Regions from separate parts of the Homo sapiens genome. Here region 2 is linked to region 1. Evidence: chromatin contacts called from ENCODE Hi-C or POLR2A ChIA-PET data. All regions are on one chromosome and are shown on one strand. The core of a region is the stretch at or near the end of the contact, and the rest is flanking DNA. Distances in the headings are between cores, read along the strand shown.

Region 1 (7,544 bases), core at 2,472-4,971:
CTGAGTGCTGTGGCCAGAGAAAAAACACACAGAGGCAGCCACCACTGTCCCAGTAGCCAGGTCAGCTCTGACTCCCCACCCTCACCCCAGCACTGTTACACAACGGTCACTGCCGCGGGCACAAAACACCAAGGGACAAACGGACTGTCGCGGGGAGAGGGGAAGAAAATGGGGTTGCGTGGGGTGGAGCTGAACAGAAGCCTCCCACAGAGAGCAAGTGTGCAGACCTCAGCTCCTCTCCCCTCTCTCCCACAACCCTCTATTAGCCTCTGCAGGGCTTCTGGGCACCTGCATGTCAGATCGTTGGGGTTAGAACCCTCGCTCCACCACTTCCTAGCTGTGTGACATTAACCAAGTGAATTTACTTTTCTGAACCTGTTTCCATACTGTGAAATGGAAATAATGAAACCTGCCTCTTGAAATTATTTGGGAGAATTAAATGAGATCTCATGCCTATAAGGTCTATTACATTAAGGTCTATTTACATTACATGTAAAGGACAAATCATTTTTTTTTCTAAGTCTTCTAATTGCTGAATAGACCATTTTATTTCCAGCATCGGGCACACAGTGGGTGCTCCTTGGTTCGATGAATAAACAAGCCAATCCCCTCGCTGGTTGGTAAGTCCTATGAAGGCAATGATGGTATGTCTCTTACTACTGCATCCTCACCACCCACCATGGACCCTGGCAGATAAAAGGTGCTCAATACATTGTTGAACAGAATCTCTGCACCAACTATCCTTGCTCACGGCAGGGGCAGCCCTCACCTTCTTCTTTCCCTACACCCCTCCCCGAACCCTGATTCCCACTTAGCTCCTCCCCCACCCTCGCGGCCCCCTCCTGGCCCTTCAACCCCCTTCTCAGCAATTAGCTTACTATCGCTTGCCCAGCTCCCCTGCAGAAGTAGCCACAGCAGCAGCCCCTCTGCTAAGAAGATGGCAGACCAGCAAGACACCCACTTCCAGCTGAAGTCCCTTTTGGAATTGGGAATTGGAGGTGGGTAGGAGAAGGGGTAAAAACTAAATGCGGCCAGAACTGAATCCAGACTTGCCTCCCTATCACACTGCCTCTGGCTACCTCTGGGGGCCAGTCTGCCTCTCCCCTCGATTCCACCCCATGCCCTAGTCTAGTTGTAATTACAGGTTCCAATTCCCCCAGACCTTAACGTCAATAAAGTAACACCCACCTACTCCCGCGCCCCCCACCCCCTACAAACACAGCTAGACCTCCGGCTTGTCATAAAAACTTTCTGGGCGGCCCCTTCCCTGGCAGCTCCCGAGGGTTGACCCAGAGCAGGTGCTAGAAGCCTCGCGGCGTCTTCCTGCACGAAGCGACCCAAGCAGCCCCAGTCCGCACCGCCTTGGTCAGCGGGCGCTCCCAGCACACACCCAGCGCGCGGAGCGACTCCTCCCAGAGGACGCCGAGTGTGTGTGTGTGTTGCGGAGATTAGGGGGTGGCGGGGGGGACGGCGGCAGTTTCTTGGGCTCTGGCGGCCCCACCCCCACCCCGGCAGCGCCCAGCCTCCAGGAACCCAAGGCAAGGCTAGGGCGCGGCGTGGTGAGAACGCGCTTCGGCTAGTGGGGGGAGCCCTTGCGCCCCCCGCACCCAGGCCACCGCGGGGAATCCCTCCTCCCCGGCATCTCCGGCCTCGGCCTAGGGTCCCCCGCAAGCCGGAGCCGGCGCGAGCGGCGCAGCGGGCGCCAGGAGGGGGCGGGGAGGGAGCCGGCGCCGGAATCACAAAGCCGCGAACCCGGCTAGGCGGGGACATTCTCATAAAACCGACCCTCTCGTGGCGAGCAGAGGGGGTTTTTTGCCCTACGCTCAATCCTCCAAGGCCTCAGTGCCGCCCCCAGTCTTTCCTGGCAGAAGAAATAGTAGCCGACCACTGTTGGGGAAACTGAGGCCAGAATTCTGACTTACAGAGGGTAGCTGGGGGGAAGGGGTGCGAGACCACCTCGCCTACAAATTCTGCTCCTATGCCTGCCGCGATCTCCGTTCTGGCTCCAGGGCCTGCCCGCGCACACACTGGCCTACAGCGGGGACCAGGCGGAGGGGGCGCTCAGGTGTGAGACGAACCCAGGTGTGCGGGACCCACCAAGGTGTGTGGGACCCAGGTGTGCTGGAGACCCAGGTGGCTCAGAAAACTCAGCTAAATGGCTGGAAGAGGGTCGCAATCACCGTCCCAGGCTAGCACCCTCTACAAAGGAACCTGGGGCCCCAGAGCTCCGGGGAGGCGGGATGGCTTGGCCAGCCAGGTCCAGCTTGTTCCCGGAACACCAGCCGGTTCGGCCCGGGAGTGGGGGTTGGGGAGGCGCCGACTGGGAAGCCGGCAGGCCGGCCCAGCCTTCCCGCTGTGCCGATATTTACAATAATAATGTCGCGATTAACGTGGCGGGGCGCTTGGGGCTCGCCGAACGACCCCGGCGGCTTCTCCTGCCTGAATCTGGACTCCGAGAGAGAGGAACGGAGTGTGTGTGTTTGTGTGTATGCGCTGCAGGGTGTAATGTAATGTGACACTGTTGGTTTAAGGTGTGTGTGACACCCAGTGTTAAGATGGGTGAAGCAGTGGATTCTGTGTTTGTGACCGTGAGGCGCTGCTGTAGGTGCCAATTCCTGTGTTAGAGTGTGTGCCATCAAGCGTGTGCTGAGATACTGGGTTGTGTGTTTGTGTGGGTGCAGTAGAGGGGTGCAAGGAGACCTGTGCTGTGTACCTATGTTCTGGCCAAGAAGTGGGTAAGATGATATATGCTAGGGTGTGTTCCTTAAAGGAATGTGGGGGGTGGCTAGGTTTTGAGGGTTCATCTAGTGAACTGTGGCTGTGACACTCGTACATGAGGGCACGAGATTGTGTTTGTGTGTCCACGTCGCGGGGTGTCACACCCGGTTGTGTTATTGCTCTGTAAAGCCACGGGTTGTGTGTCGGTGCTGCTGATCGTGCAGACACTGAAGCGGATTCTGAGCTGGCGACGGTGCCCCAGTGGGCGCTGGTGTGCGGGAGGTATGTCTGTGTGCACATATGCAGGGATGTATGTATGTGTGTATATATGTCCACGGTCTGGCCCTCTGGGTGCCCGCGAGAAGCTGGAAGCGGCTGAGTGAGCCGAGGTAGTTGCCCAACAAGTGTGTATGTATGTGTTGTGGACAACGGTCCTTGCTTGCTCCGTCCTCCGGGAGACCCCCACCAAACTGGGGGCCGCGCGCTTCCCCAAACCCATCCTCCACGCCGCGCGCTCCTGGAGTCTCCTTATCCCCGTCTCTCCGAGCGCGCCCAGGTTTGGGACGCGGGGACTAGGGTTCTGCTCAGCACCCCCTCCCCTCCCTCGGCTTCTCGCCGCGGACCTGGGAGGACGGAATCCCTCAGCCGCATCCCCTGCTATGGGCTCCCAGCAGCCCCCACCTCAGCCCCCTCGCGCCGAGCTCGTGTTGGGCCCCCGCGGCCTCGCTCCGCCGAGCGCCCCTCCCTCAGCTCCCGCCGGCCATGACCGCTTCGGGCCCCAAGCCGCTGCTGCCTCCACCGCCGCCGGATCCTTACCCGCCTCCGGGCAGCGCCGGCCGCCCGCCCCGCTGTCCATGAGCCGCCGCCGGCCCCGGCCTGGGCTGCGGCTCCGCACGGCTGGGGCTGGAGCTGCAGTTCGGGCTCCGGCTCCGGCTCCGGCTGGCTCTGGGCGCAGCAGCCCGGCGGCTTTGCGTCCGCGCCGCGCTCCCGCTCCCCGAGTGTGTGAGGCGGCGGCGGCGGCGGCGGCGGCGGCGGCGGCGGCGGCGGAGCCAGCAGAGAGCGGAGCGCACAGCCCGGCCCGCCCCCTCCCTCCCCCCTCCCTCCCGGCCCGCCCGCCTCCCCGCCCCCCCTCCGGCCGGGAGGTGGAGCTCGGGACCGCTCCGGTCCGGCTGGGAGGGGACCCCGAGCACCGCTCCCCAAAGCCTGGACCCCTCCCTCTGCCATCTCTTCACTGCCCGAGGCCCAGTACACAGGCCGTGCCCTCCTCTGAGCTTCACCTTACACTTATCCCACCCAAGCCTCCATCTAGGACCGCTCCTGGATTCCCCTCCTTACCCTACTCAAACACCTGTCCCCAGCTCTGTCTGCCCCCTGGGAAGTCGAGGCAAGGGAAGTGTCTCCCACAGCGCCTTCTTCCCTGGGCACCTGCTCCTCCATATCCACCCTCTTCCCGCCCAGATCCCCGATCGCCCTGTGTGGCCCTCCCTTCCCGCTGCGCTCGGGGAAAGTCCACCCCTCCCCCTCCGGCCGAAGCCGCAGAGCGGTCAGCCTCGGTGGCCGCAGCAAGCCGTGGGGGTGGGGCTATGGAGGGGACCGTGGGAGGAGGAGGCTAATGGGACCCGGGGGCTCTAGAGTGAGGATGGGGAAGATACACAAGCGTGAAGACGAAGTGCTGCTCCTGAGCTTAGGCTATTCGAGGGTCCCCTGATCACCTGCCCTCTGCACGGCGTAGTGCTGCGGCCACACGTATTTGCCAGTGACTTACATTATACAGTCACCGGGTCCCTGCCCCGCGAGGCCGCGCAGTGTCACGGCCTGTGTCACACGCCCTCGCAGTGCCACACGCTCCCTATCACACTCACACCAAATCACACACGGTGTCACACGCAGTGTCTCACACACTCCAATACTCGGTTTCTCCCATTCAGCTCTGGCTCTCTGGCGCCATCTAGAGGTCTCTGAGTAGCTTGGGAACTCCCTCTCCTGCGCTTGCGGTTTGGTAACCCAGGCTACCAAGTGTCCCAGTTCAACAGGACCTCCTGCCTTCTTCGCCTGCAGGCCCAGGCAGAGTGTTCTAGGTCAAAAGAATGAGGAAGGTTATCCCTAGCCAGGCCTAGTGCTGGGTGAGGAAAGGCTCTTGTTATGGGATGACCAGTTGTTGGGCCTCTTTTTGCCATAGCCTCTGACTCCCCATCTCTGTCCTTCCCCATTTTCCTGTTCCTACCACTCTTCTGTGCCTTTCCTCTTTCTTCTACTTCCTTCTCTTCTCAGCTCTGGCCTCTCTCGGTGGGATGCTCTTCAGGGTAAAAGTGGAATCTCTGGTTAGCTAAGAGGGCAAGCAAAGTCTGTCCAAGATCTCTCCCAGAGCAGCCCTGCTTAACTGGACTCCTTTTCTGACCTGGGCTCTGCTCTATCCCTCAGCCCCAGGAGCCCAGGGGCAGGGCTCTAGATGGGAGATGGGGTAATCTGGTGAAAGAGGGGGGTGGGTCTGTTCTGTAAGTAGCTTCTTTCTGTCTCTAGAAAGCTCATACTCTCCACATCATTGAGCACAGCTCCGAGGAGGGAATCAGTGGCCCAGAGAGAAGAAATCTTCCACAGAAGAGCTGCCCCGGTCTCCCTGCCCCCAGCGTGTGCCCGCTGCCCAATGCAGCAAACCCTCCCCAGTCTGCTTGCTGGGAGCCATTCAAAGGCTCCTCTGTTCTCCTCCCTTGCTCAGGGCTGAGCAGGATCAGCAGCCGCAGAGCTGGGCAGGAAATGCTAATCTCCCAGATGTTCGCCTCCATCCTCCCTGCTCCACCACCATCAAACTCAAATTCTGCACCAAGTGGTAGGAGCAGAACTGGGCCACAGCAGCAGCACCAGGGTGTGCCTACTCTTCTCCCTGCTCCCCAGCCCCTCCTACCCCAGCTGCCAGGCTGGGCTCTGTGCCCCTGAGTCAGGGACAATGTAGATATGAGAATTGGGGCCTTTTTTCCCCAGGAAAGAGGGCAGGTGAGCAAGCAGGGACTGGGAGGATGGTTGGGGAGCAAGGGAGGTGGCATTTGAAGAGGAGAGAAGTCAGACTTCTGGCCCTGTACCAAAGTGGGAGGAGGACCTGCTTGGCAAGTGAAGCACTGGGGGAGGCTCCTGAAACTGATGGTGCCTGAGTTCCAGCTGAGACTGTGGCCAGGGATTGGAACCAGGGTGATGCTGGGTATGGGAATGGTTGGGGTGCTTGCTGTGATATCCGTGTACCTGGGATGGGCTGTGGCTAAGTGAACTAGGATGCTGTAGGGCCTGGAACTGTAACACCAAGGCTGCTGCCTCTGATTGTACTTAGGACACTGTTGCAGTGCTCTGATGCTGGTGTGCCTAGGCTATAGCCAATAAGATTACCTGAGAAACTATCGCCAAGCTGTGTGTATATGGGTGTGTGTGTGCATGTTGAGGGAGAACTGTAACTGATAAGCTGTTGGGCCTGAAGCTATAGATATGAGGCTGGCACACCTGAGACTGGCTGTAGCTGAGAAGCTGTTCCCTGTTAATATGATGTAGATGGGACTGTAACTGGATCCATTGCCTAGGTCCTAGGAGATGAGAGGCTGTTGCGAGGAGCCTGTACCTGGGAGACAGGCTGTTACCTGGGATAGGAGCAGAGCTACTGTTGTGTATAGGACTGTAGCTGAGCTGCTATTGGTCCTGGAGCTGTAGCTGTGATGACAGCATACTGGGGATTGGCTATAGCTAAGATGCTGTTGCTCAGAATTGTGGTTGGGCTGTTACTGTGTGCTGGACTCTAGCTGGGATGCCTGCAGCTATAACTTTAAAGCTTGGGTGTAGCTAGGAGGCCATTTCCTGGTAATTTTGCTGGACCATTGTTGTGTGGGGGCTGTGGCTGAGACTCTATTGTTTAGGAGATGACAAGCTGTTCTGGGAGGCAGGATACTACCTGAGATGGAAGCTGATGTACTGTTGGAGCTGATCTACTGTTGTGCATAGGGTGGTCCCCAAGTGGCTGTTGCTGGGTCAGTGACGAGCTGGGTGGGGGAAGCCAAGTGAGTCCTGCCTTGAGGTCTGGGAGATGCCAGGAGCTCTAGGCTGGGTGGGGGCTGCTGCTCTGGGGAGGCCTCAGCAGCTGCTCTGCTGTGGAGCTGGAAAGCCTGTTTTCATTACTGTTTTAACTCTTTTTTTAACCTTGTTTTTCTCTCGGCTGCACTTTCGCTCACTCATTAATTTTGGTATTTTTCTCACGGTGCCTCAGCCCCTGTCACGGCTGCCATGGCAACAGGAGGCAGTGTGCTCAGTGCCAAAATATCTGATCAAAAAATAACCAAAATAAGCAAACACCAAGACGACTGTTCTGGGGACTATGGTCAGGGAGAGCCGATGGCTCAGATCCAGGAAACCCTAGGCTCCAGGGTACCTGTTTCACTACCCCTCTCCCCCAGGGAAGCTTTGCTGAACGTTCTGATAACCTAGAAGGCCCCTTTCCAAGGAATCCCCCACAGCACAATCTCCCAGGACTCTGAGATTTCCAATAGTTCCTGTCCAAGGGGCAGCTTTGCCTGAGGTGGGAGCATCGGGAGAGGGTGAGGGCTGGGGATCACTTCCCAGGAGCTGGCAGATGAAGCTTCTAAGAAGCTCCCTCCCTGCCCTAGCCACAAGCATCCGCACTCACTCATTCACCCACCCCTCTTCTGGCCCTTCTTGCCTTAGGCTTATCTCCCTTTCTGTGCACCCAACCCCCACTAGGCCACTTTTGTTTTCTCATAGCCCAACGTTCTGATGGGATGAACAGAGGGGAGGAAGCTGACAGTCTCCAGCCCCCTACCAACTCCTCAGTGGAG
Region 2 (4,252 bases), core at 1,000-3,499, 460 kb before region 1:
GGCTTTCCTGCAGACCTATTCCCACGAGGTCTCTCTCACCGCGGACTCGCGAAAGAGTCACCTGATCTTCCCCCAGCCCAATTATGCGGACACGCTCATCAGCCAGGAGAGCTGTGAGAAAAACGATCCTTTGTCTTTGTTAGATGATTCGAAGTTTCCTATAGAGGATACCCCATTGGTTCCAGTGAGTTTTATTTTCATTTTTACTTTTGTTAAAAAAAAAAAGATTGGTTTTTACTTTGAAGTTTGCGGCATGATGGTGGAAAGTGTAAATGCTAAAACACTGATGAGTAGAATTTGATGTTTATTAAGGTTTTTTTTTTTTTTTTTTTTTTTTTTTTTTTTACTTTCTGGTAAAATTCACCTAGTCTCAATCAAGGCCTATATATCATAAGGCTTTGTTATGATTAGCTTTGCAGAACCTTGTAGTTTATAGTGTTGTTGAGTACAATATTGACAATTCCTAAGACAGACTTCCATACAGAAGTGCCTGTCAATTTATATTTCCTCCTGGGTGGTCACATATTGAAACTCCAGCCCCTTAAGCAACCCTCTTGTTCTGAAGGCAGGTCTGGTAAGAATAGGTAAGTATCAGAAAGAAATCACCTCTGGAAACACAACCCAAATCCAAGAATACTCAATGCAGTTCTTCCCAAGGAGAAGGGCAATAGGCCTTTTTCAAACTACATTTTATATATTTTTCAATCTATACTTTGTGGTGATAGTTGCAGTTGAATATACTAAGTTTTTCATTAATATTGAATTAACAATTTATTTATAACAATGTATGCTTAGATTTTTCCAGCCCTATTTATAACTGATAACACTGCAGTATCCTTTTTGCATACAATTCTCTAATTTCACACTGCTATGTGGAAGATATAGCATTTTAATTTAACTTTCATTGCTCAATAGGGATCCTGAGGAGGCTATAGAGGGTGAAATTAAGAATATTTGGGATTCTGCTTTTGTCTTTTTTGTTAAATTTTCTAGTGACTAAGGCTGAAAGTAAATATGGGTTGGGAAGACAGATAAATTTGTACATGTTCCCGAGAACAGGAGCAAGAGATATATGACAAAGCTATTTCAGTGGCTCTTTAATGTATAAGGAGGCAAACACCTGAAACTCTGAAAACTCTGAAATTGAGAGGCAAAATAAACTTAGAGTCAAGAAAGAAATGCCATTTCTGCAGATCAGAATATAAACACCAACCACAGCTGTAAAAAAGAAAAGAATATATGCAACGAAGGGAAATTATATAAACAAAGGATCATTGGAGGTACTGATGAGTTCATTTAGTTCAATGAAAATAGTGACGTATTAGGTAGATCTCTTAATTTTATTACTAGTATTCTACTAAATGTGGTAGTATAAAGTCAAAAAGCATTCCGAAGTTTCTCAAGACCCTTATAATTCCATGATTTTTTTCAGGTCAGTCAACATTTGTTGAATGATAGGTCTGTGGAAGGAAAGCACACTCTTTAGGGTCATAGTTATTAACTATTAAACCATTGAAACTATTATTTTATATTTGTGTTAATGAGAGTCAAAATTATTGTGCATTCATCTCAAATAATTCTATTATTTTGAAAAATACAGGTTTTTTTTTTAAAAAAAACTGCTCTTGACATTGTAGCTATTGTGAGAAAATATTTTGATTATAATTATTTAAAAGCAATACAGGACACCCTGGATGATGGTAATGACTAGGGCAATGGTTGCATTCCAGTACTTAAGTATGAAATAAGGAATTATTACTTTCTGGGTGAATATAGGCTAGAATTGAAGACAAAAAAATTTGTTGCTTATCTTCAGTACTTCCAGCTTCATAGATAATTACTCTTAAAAGGAACAAGAATGACTGCCTCTGGATGGAGGAATTGGATAGCAATGGGCCGTGGGATAGGAGACCTATAAACCTTCATGCTATATTATTTTGTGCCTTTTTAAATTTTGAAGAAAAAATATTCATTTATTCAAGATATATGTAAATTCAGTAAATAAAAAGATATGATAGTTATGACCAAGTGGAAATATATTTCCTGATGTAAAAGGAATCACTGAGGAAAAAGATTAAAATATTTTGGCTGTCAACTCGTAGTTTAAAAAAAATTCCTTGAAAGAGGTAGAGAAAAGTCAAGTTGCAGTCCCACACAGAGCCTCTGGGCGCCGCCGTCGGCCAGTGCAGAGCAAGCGCTGACGCCGGGGATCCCTCAGCCTCTAGCCTGGGATTCCCTGCGCAGCCAACAACAGAAAAGAAAACCAGCTCCCACACAGAGGCTCCCGGCTGCGCAGACCTTGCCCAGCACACCAGATTGCCAGCTCCGAGACCCGGGACTCCTCCTGTCCTGGGCCGAATGCTCTTTTAGCGCGGTAGAGTGCACTTTCTCCAACTGGAAAAGCGGGGACCCAGCGAGAACCCGAGCGAACGATGGGAGGGAGCTGCGCGCAGAGGCGCCGGGCCGGCCCGCGGCAGGTACTATTTCCTTTGCTGCTGCCTTTGTTCTACCCCACGCTGTGTGAGCCGATCCGCTACTCGATTCCGGAGGAGCTGGCCAAGGGCTCGGTGGTGGGGAACCTCGCTAAGGATCTAGGGCTTAGTGTCCTGGATGTGTCGGCTCGCGAGCTGCGAGTGAGCGCGGAGAAGCTGCACTTCAGCGTAGACGCGCAGAGCGGGGACTTACTTGTGAAGGACCGAATAGACCGTGAGCAAATATGCAAAGAGAGAAGAAGATGTGAGTTGCAATTGGAAGCTGTGGTGGAAAATCCTTTAAATATTTTTCATGTCATTGTGGTGATTGAGGATGTTAATGACCACGCCCCTCAATTCCGGAAAGATGAAATAAACTTAGAAATCAGTGAATCCGTCAGCCTGGGGATGGGAACAATTCTTGAGTCTGCAGAAGATCCTGATATTAGTATGAATTCGCTGAGCAAATACCAACTAAGTCCTAACGAGTATTTCTCATTGGTGGAGAAAGACAATCCTGATGGTGGCAAATATCCAGAATTAGTATTGCAGAAGACTCTGGACCGAGAAACGCAGAGCGCTCACCACTTGGTACTGACCGCCTTAGATGGTGGGGACCCTCCCCGAAGCGGTACTGCTCAGATAAGAATCCTGGTAATAGATGCCAATGACAACCCCCCAGTGTTCAGCCAGGACGTGTACAGGGTTAGCCTTCGGGAAGACGTGCCTCCAGGCACCTCCATCCTGAGAGTGAAGGCCACTGACCAGGACGAGGGCATCAACTCAGAGATCACTTATTCCTTCTTTGGTGTGGCTGACAAAGCTCAGCACGTGTTCTCTCTGGATTACACTACAGGAAACATTCTAACTCAGCAGCCTTTGGATTTTGAAGAAGTAGAAAGATATACGATAAACATAGAAGCAAAAGACCGAGGATCTCTCTCAACACGGTGTAAAGTAATTGTAGAAGTTGTAGACGAAAACGACAACAGCCCAGAAATAATCATCACGTCACTCTCTGATCAGATTATGGAGGATTCCCCTCCAGGAGTGGTTGTTGCCCTCTTCAAAACACGGGACCAAGACTCAGGGGAAAATGGGGAAGTCAGGTGTAGCTTAAGTAGAGGTGTTCCATTTAAGATTCATTCTTCTTCTAATAATTACTACAAGCTAGTAACAGATGAGGCCCTGGATCGGGAGCAGACCCCAGAGTACAACGTCACCATCGCAGCCACAGACAGGGGCAAGCCTCCGTTATCCTCCAGCAAAACCATAACCCTGCACATTACTGACGTCAATGACAACGCGCCGGTTTTCGGACAGTCAGCCTACCTGGTCCACGTGCCAGAAAACAACCAGCCGGGTGCCTCCATAGCGCAAGTCAGTGCCTCTGACCCAGACTTCGGGCTCAACGGCCGTGTCTCCTACTCTCTCATTGCCAGCGACCTGGAGTCACGAACGCTGTCGTCCTACGTGTCCGTGAGCGCGCAGAGCGGGGTGGTGTTCGCGCAGCGCGCCTTCGACCACGAGCAGCTGCGCACCTTCGAGCTCACGCTGCAGGCCCGCGACCAGGGCTCGCCCGCGCTCAGCGCCAATGTGAGCCTGCGCGTGTTGGTGGGCGACCGTAACGACAACGCACCGCGGGTGCTGTACCCTGCGCTGGGTCCCGACGGCTCCGCGCTCTTCGACACAGTGCCGCGGGCCGCGCAGCCAGGCTACCTGGTGACCAAGGTGGTGGCCGTGGACGCGGACTCGGGGCACAATGCCTGGCTGTCCTACCA

The links. Hi-C counts contacts between places; a loop is a spot of excess contacts on that map. ChIA-PET counts read pairs that join two places held with the same protein, here RNA polymerase II (POLR2A). Pooled maps may share reads with other maps.
Region 2: a loop to region 1 is called in a map of naive thymus-derived CD4-positive, alpha-beta T cell, with 6 times the contacts of the local background. The contact joins the promoter of PCDHGB7 here to the promoter of PCDH1 in region 1. A Hi-C loop is called at or near these places in 1 of 168 maps with a recorded cell type or tissue (naive thymus-derived CD4-positive, alpha-beta T cell) and 7 of 50 pooled maps. POLR2A ChIA-PET finds 5 or more read pairs at or near these places in 1 of 52 experiments (B cell).

What each region holds. Positions count from the first base shown.
Region 1 is chr5:141,874,689-141,882,232 of GRCh38, forward strand. PCDH1 (protocadherin 1) reads right to left here and starts at 3,722. Exons shown (of 5, transcript NM_032420.5): 1 at 3,535-3,722. The coding sequence starts at 3,574. RefSeq lists enhancers at 2,020-2,704, 2,971-3,720.
Region 2 is chr5:141,415,428-141,419,679 of GRCh38, forward strand. PCDHGB7 (protocadherin gamma subfamily B, 7) reads left to right here and starts at 2,250. Exons shown (of 4, transcript NM_018927.4): 1 at 2,250-4,252. The coding sequence starts at 2,433. The region is part of intron 1 of PCDHGA1 (protocadherin gamma subfamily A, 1); the gene reads left to right. The region is part of intron 1 of PCDHGA2 (protocadherin gamma subfamily A, 2); the gene reads left to right. All of the region lies in intron 1 of PCDHGA3 (protocadherin gamma subfamily A, 3), which reads left to right. It also overlaps PCDHGB1, PCDHGA4, PCDHGB2, PCDHGA5, PCDHGB3 and PCDHGA6, and 8 more genes.